Regions from separate parts of the Mus musculus genome. Here region 1 is linked to region 2. The links are chromatin loops, found by intact Hi-C in ENCODE. Cell type or tissue: left cerebral cortex. All regions are shown on one strand. Each heading gives the region's core, and the rest is flanking DNA. Links, peaks and the distances in the headings are about the cores only. Region 1 overlaps Dlgap1 (DLG associated protein 1). Region 2 overlaps Dlgap1 (DLG associated protein 1).

Evidence for each region. Peaks named below come from ENCODE experiments on the same cell type or tissue, not always from the same donor. Only the 100,000 strongest peaks of a DNase experiment are listed, where the experiment ranks them.
Region 1: it touches region 2 in a loop (2.4-fold over the local background); 3 of 42 quality-filtered maps call a loop at or near these places.

Annotation. Positions count from the first base shown.
Region 1 is chr17:70,474,477-70,477,396 of GRCm38, forward strand. The region is part of intron 1 of Dlgap1 (DLG associated protein 1); the gene reads left to right. Among named protein-coding and RNA genes, the nearest start is that of Dlgap1, 51 kb to the left of the region's middle. In left cerebral cortex, for the core only: a CTCF peak has its summit at 1,503 (motif pointing right); a DNase peak (open chromatin) is centred at 1,218; H3K27ac peaks cover 1,316 bases.
Region 2 is chr17:70,520,221-70,523,140 of GRCm38, forward strand. All of the region lies in intron 2 of Dlgap1 (DLG associated protein 1), which reads left to right. Among named protein-coding and RNA genes, the nearest start is that of Gm46581, 85 kb to the right of the region's middle. In left cerebral cortex, for the core only: no CTCF peak of the experiment used is centred there; DNase peaks (open chromatin) are centred at 1,408 and 1,946; H3K4me3 peaks cover 1,844 bases; H3K27ac peaks cover 2,500 bases.

The sequences.
Region 1 (2,920 bases), core at 118-2,617, 46 kb before region 2:
ATGCTGGAGAGATGGCCAGCTTTGTGCACTTCCTAAGGTGAGCTGGTAATTTATGTGACAAGAATCCAGGCTCCCGAATGTCACATAAAGAATGGAATTCTACTTCTAAACAGTCTATTCTAAGGGATGAAAGAATGTATGCAAATATTATCTGTAGAGTGTCTCACACAATGTTTTCTGAGAAACTCTCTGTGGAATAACATAGGGCAGTGCCATGGTAGACAGTGAAGAGTCATCACACAGAATTTGATGTTCATCTGAGAGAACAAAATATTTGGGTTTCTCCTGCTAAAATATACATATGGGGTAGGCTAGGGAGATAGCCCAGTCAGTAATATGCTTGTCACATAAGTGTGAGAAACTGAACTCAATCCCCAATGTGCCTGTAAAAAAAGCTGGAAGTAAGGACATCCGTTTGTAATCTCAGCACTAGAGATGCAGAGACAGGTGGATCCCCGGGCCACACTAGCCAGCCATCCTACTATAGTCAGCAAGCCCCCAGTCCAATGGAGACTGTCTAAAAGACAAGGTGGATGGCTCTTGAGGAACAATACCCAAGACCTTCACACATACACACACACAAACACATACATACTCACACACTCGTGCACACATCTCCACACAAGCACACATAAGCACATACACATACCATATGGATAGAATATGTTTGGGTGGCTTTTTCCTCCCCACGGAGAGAAGAGTATTGAGAATGGATAGTGCTTCTTTCTGTCTTCCAAACACCATACCAGGACACAAGGTGGCTTGTCAGAGCCCTTCCACTCTCTTTACGGTAGAAAACTCCAAATGTAGCTTTCTTTGACTTTCGATTGTAACCTTAGCTGGATTGAAGGCTTCTAGCTTCTGATTCCGAAGCAGCAAATTGACCTAAAGACCTTACTGGAATGACCAGGACTGTGAGGGTCTTTGTCAACTTGTTGCAAACTCATGCCACATCCAAGAAGACAATAACACCATATTAACCTTGGACTTCAAGGTCCTGCTTAGATTAGGTAACAACCTTCCTTTTTCTCTGAAATTCCTTCCATCTAAAAATGGAATTCTATCCCATAAAAAGGCCATATTTTTTTTCTGGTAAACACATGGCATAACTCAGAAGACTGGGTGAGAACCTACTGCCTGGAGCCAGTTTGCCTATGTTTATCCCAGGTTTTAAGAACTGCCTGCAGCTTTGCTGTGGACATGTCCCTCCTCCTAGCTCAGTCTCTGTCTGTAACAGAGCAAAGGGTGACTGTGTCCTCCAAAACATTACCAGTGCTAATGACCAAATGCATCTGAGGTCCCTGGAACAATGCCTGGTGCACGGTAGCCCTCATCGGCATCCTCCTCTGGTTATTCTATTTAGGGTTGTTAGTGGATCTTTTTTTTTTTTTAATTTCCTTTCAATCTGGTCTGGAAATGATAACTTAGAGTGGTCTGTTCAATCTCTCTTTTTAAAAAAGATTTATTTATTTTATGTATATGAATACACTGTAGCCATCCCCAGACACACCAGAAGAGGGCATTGGATCCCATTACAGATGGTTGTGAGCCACCATGTGGTTGCTGGGAATTGAACTCAGAACCTCTGGAAGAGCAGTTGGTGCTCTAAACTGCTGACCAATCTCTGTAGCCCCAGTTCAATCTCTTGTTTTGAAAGCCCTTTAGAAGTACACTAACTGCACCTAACTTGATGAATTCCAAGAGCCGCAGTGAGTGCCTTAAATCACAGATTGCAGACTGTATATGGGCACTGTGGACTTTGCCATAGGTAACTGGATAACTAATACAGCTAAGTGACTGCAGAGTCACTTAGTATATGCAAAATGAACACACTAGGGAAAGGGACAGGTCAGAGAGACGGAAGGACAAGACCACATGACATGTCCCCATGCTTCTCAGAAACACATCAATTTAAAAGTCAGGAATTGTTTATAGACTTTTTTTTCAGTCAATATGTTCAGGCAGTGGTGTACTACTGGTAACAGAAACTGTACAACAGAAACTCACAGGTAAATGTAAGTTGTTATATTTTTTTAAAGAGCATTACAAGGGTTTTTAGCATGGCCCCTGGAAAAACAAATGCATCTTTGTGTTCGAGCAGACTTTGACACTAACATGATATCTTCTTTTTTTATTACGTATTTTCCTCAATTACATTTCCAATGCTATCCCAAAAGTCCCCCATACCCCCCCCCACTTCCCTACCCACCCATTCCCATTTTTTTTGGCCCTGGCGTTCCCGTGTACTGGGGAATATAAAGTTTGTGTGTCCAATGGGCCTCTCTTTCCAGTGATGGCCGACTAGGCCATCTTTTGATACATATGCAGCTAGAGTCAAGAGCTCCGGGGTACTGGTTAGTTCATAATGTTGTTCCACCTACAGGGTTGCAGATCCCTTTAGCTCCTTGGGTACTTTCTCTAGCTCCTCCATTGGGGGCCCTGTGATCCATCCAATAGCTGACTGTGAGCATCCACTTCTGTGTTTGCTAGGCCCCAGCATAGTCTCACGAGAGACAGCTATATCTGGGTCCTTTCAGCAAAATCTTGCTAGTGTATGCAATGGTGTCAGCGTTTGGAAGCTGATTATGGGGTGGATCACTGGATATGGCAGTCTCTAGATGGTCCATCCTTTCGTCACAGCTCCAAACTTTGTCTCTATAACTCCTTCCATGGGTGTTTTGTTCCCAATTCTAAGAAGGGGCACAGTGTCCACACTTTGGTCTTCATTCTTCTTGAGTTTCATGCGTTTAGCAAATTGTATCTTATATCTTGGGTATCCTAAGTTTTGGGCTAATATCCACTTATCAGTGAGTACATTTTGTGTGAGTTCCTTTGTGAATGTGTTACCTCACTCAGGATGATGCCCTCCAGGTCCATCCATTTGCCTAGGAATTTCATAAATTCATTCTTTTAAATAGCT
Region 2 (2,920 bases), core at 222-2,721:
TGGGACAGTTTCATGTATCAAGTCATTTCCTTGAAGCAACTTTGGAGAAACAAAAGGAGTTGTTTTGTTTTCTAGTAATATTACTGTAGGGCTGGCTGACTTCATGCTGGATCTGCTGTCATCTTGAACATCGTATCACAAAGTTTCGTTGACACACAAAGCTCAGTTCCACAGGGAACACGAGGCTTTTAGTCCCTATCTGCTGCTAACTGGAACCATCCTTTAGATTTTGAAGCCTACTTCACTTCATCTACTGAAAAACAAGGCCCTTGACTCTAGAAAGCTCTCATCTCTGTGCACATCTTTTTTAAACTGAGCACCTCAGTGTACAAATTAGAGAAATCTCTAAGATTTGGAGGGACGGTGGTTCTGGGTTCACAGATGCCTGCTGTAGCAGATGCCTCTCAGATGTTATATCATTTGTTCTTTGAAATTTTAAAAAGCATTTCACAAGGAAAAAAAATTTAGGGAACTATATCGAATAACTCGACCAAGGGCACGTAGCAAGATGGCAAATCGACTGCTATTTTCCCTTTAAAGTCTGAATTCTTTCCATTCACCAGGGTCAATCCCTACCCTTTCCACATACAGAAAGAGGACCTATATCGCATGCCCTTTATGTGTTAGAAACCATCTAGATCTCCTTTAATACTCAAAACAACTTTAAAAAAAGATTACATTTGCTTCAAATATTTTCACTTTTTCTCAAACAAAAATGGAGTTCCATTCTGATATTCATGTTCACTGGTCGTTGATATTTTTATCTATTTGCCTAACAAATTCGTATTGTACTCATCCTCTTTCCCTTCCACTATTACTTCTTCCCAGGGTCTCCCTTTGCTTTACAGACAAAGCTGACAGAGACACAAAAGAATGCAGAGTAGACAGGACAGCCAACAGCTGACCCCAGGTCTCTCCAGGTCTCTAATATGTTTCAGATGTAGATGTTAACGTATGGTTTATTTTATTGTCTGTCTTCCTCTAAAACAAACTTGTGTGCATTCGACCTGCAACATGCCCATGCCAAGAAAAGAATGCCAACATGGAATTAGCCTGCCAGCAGAAAGGAAAGCAAAATTCCCCATTTGATTCCAAACTAGATGAGTAACCAGTGAATTACTGAAGAATATTAATTAATACATAGTCACCAAATGGAATTTAAGTATTAAAATGCATCTTCTGTCTTTGGAGAGTTTCACACAGACTGAAGTTAAGGCAGCTTCTTGTCATGACTGTGTTGAGAGCTGAGGGGTCGATATGTGTCTAACCTGTGACTGACAATGACTGGCTTGCAATCACTGTACGCTGTAATCAATATACTCAATGGGTAATATGTGCTCACTCACAAGCTGTTTTAGTTAATTAAAAAAAAAGGCTCCCCATTCCCCCAATATTGTTATTTTTAAATGTCAAGAATCAGATGTCTGCCGTTGGGAACTGTTGTACAGCTGCCAGTGACTGCCTGTATCAGGGCTTGGAGCAAGAGCATGGATTTGAAGACATTAAAACTGTTTAATTCTCAGCTGAGATGTGGTTGGCTTTTGTACATTTGGAATAGAGCATTTATGGCACACCTCAGGGTAAGTGCTAATAGTTAAGTAAACAGAATAGGCTTGGGGGAGGCTTGTTTTCTTTTTCTTTTCTTTCTTTTTTTTTTTAAGTAGAATTCTTGGTTGTGTTTATGCCTCTTTCTATAAATGTTCTATGCAGAGTGAGTGGCATATTAAGCCATTCGGAAGAGAAAGGTTTTAGATTTCCAACTGTTTGCCTAAGAAGAAGAAGAAAAAAAAATCCCTTCGAATCTTGTATTTAGCATTCATCCTTCATCCAGCGGCAGAAACAGGAAAGGGGAAGGGAAACCTCTCCCTCTCCGTGGAAGTAGAGAGACACACAGAGGGAGCGAGCGAGAGAGCGCAGACAGGATCGAGGAAGCCAGAGCTCTCAGAGATGAAGCTGTAGGCAACAAAATGATCGACCTTTTTAAGGCTGAGTGGGTTTCTTCAGTTTGCGTGCAAGTTTCCCGAAATGGAAGGACTGACCAGGTTTGGGTATAAACAACTCTTTTGTTACTTTGTATCTGATGGATGAGAGCTGCTGCTTTGGAAGTGGTTTTTGCAAAGGCAAGAGCGTAAGGAGAGTTTCAGTTGTGCTGTTATTTTCTTTCCTCTCTGTAAGCAATGCTTAGTGTGTCGGGAAGAGCTAACAAACTAATGGATGTATAGACGGTGTGAATCAGGTGGGGACATCAGGTGCCTAGAAGTCATTCTGCCTGGGGGCTTCTTGAAATCCTGCTTCCTGTGGTCTTGTTGAGTCTGATGAGGGACTAGAGGATGTAAATGTCTGCTGATTGGAGTGTAATCGGTCATTTTTCTGACCAAGAATCTTCAGCGCTTTATCTTCCTTTTCAGAATTTAATTCTCTGGATGATGGGATTGTTGTTGCTGTTGTTGTTGTTGTTGTTGCTGCTGTTGTTGCTGTTGTTGTTGTTTTGGAGCAGTTTCTGTTTTTGTCTCCTCTGTTGTTTGCATGATAGCCCGCAAAGATCCCTAAAGAAACATTCCCAGCAAATGTGAGCTTAGGATTTTATTTTAAAATGCAGGTACATTTATTTTTCAAATCTGTCTCAAGACTGTTTCCATCTTTGCCTGGTGGGAGTTTTCTTTTTGTGACTGAGTTTTTTTCTTTTCTTTTCTTCTTTTCTTTTCTTTCTTTTTTTTCTCATCTGAAAACTTAAATTATACTGCTTCAGATTTAACTATTTTATATCAATTTTATAACACTGCAATTCTGCTTATGATGTGAGTAGTTGATTTGCTGGCTGCCTTGTCTAAAAACCTTGTCAACCACATTAATAATTTTTTTTTAATTTTTAATTTGTATTGCTAAGGAACTTGAGTATATTTTATCTGTGGCTTATACA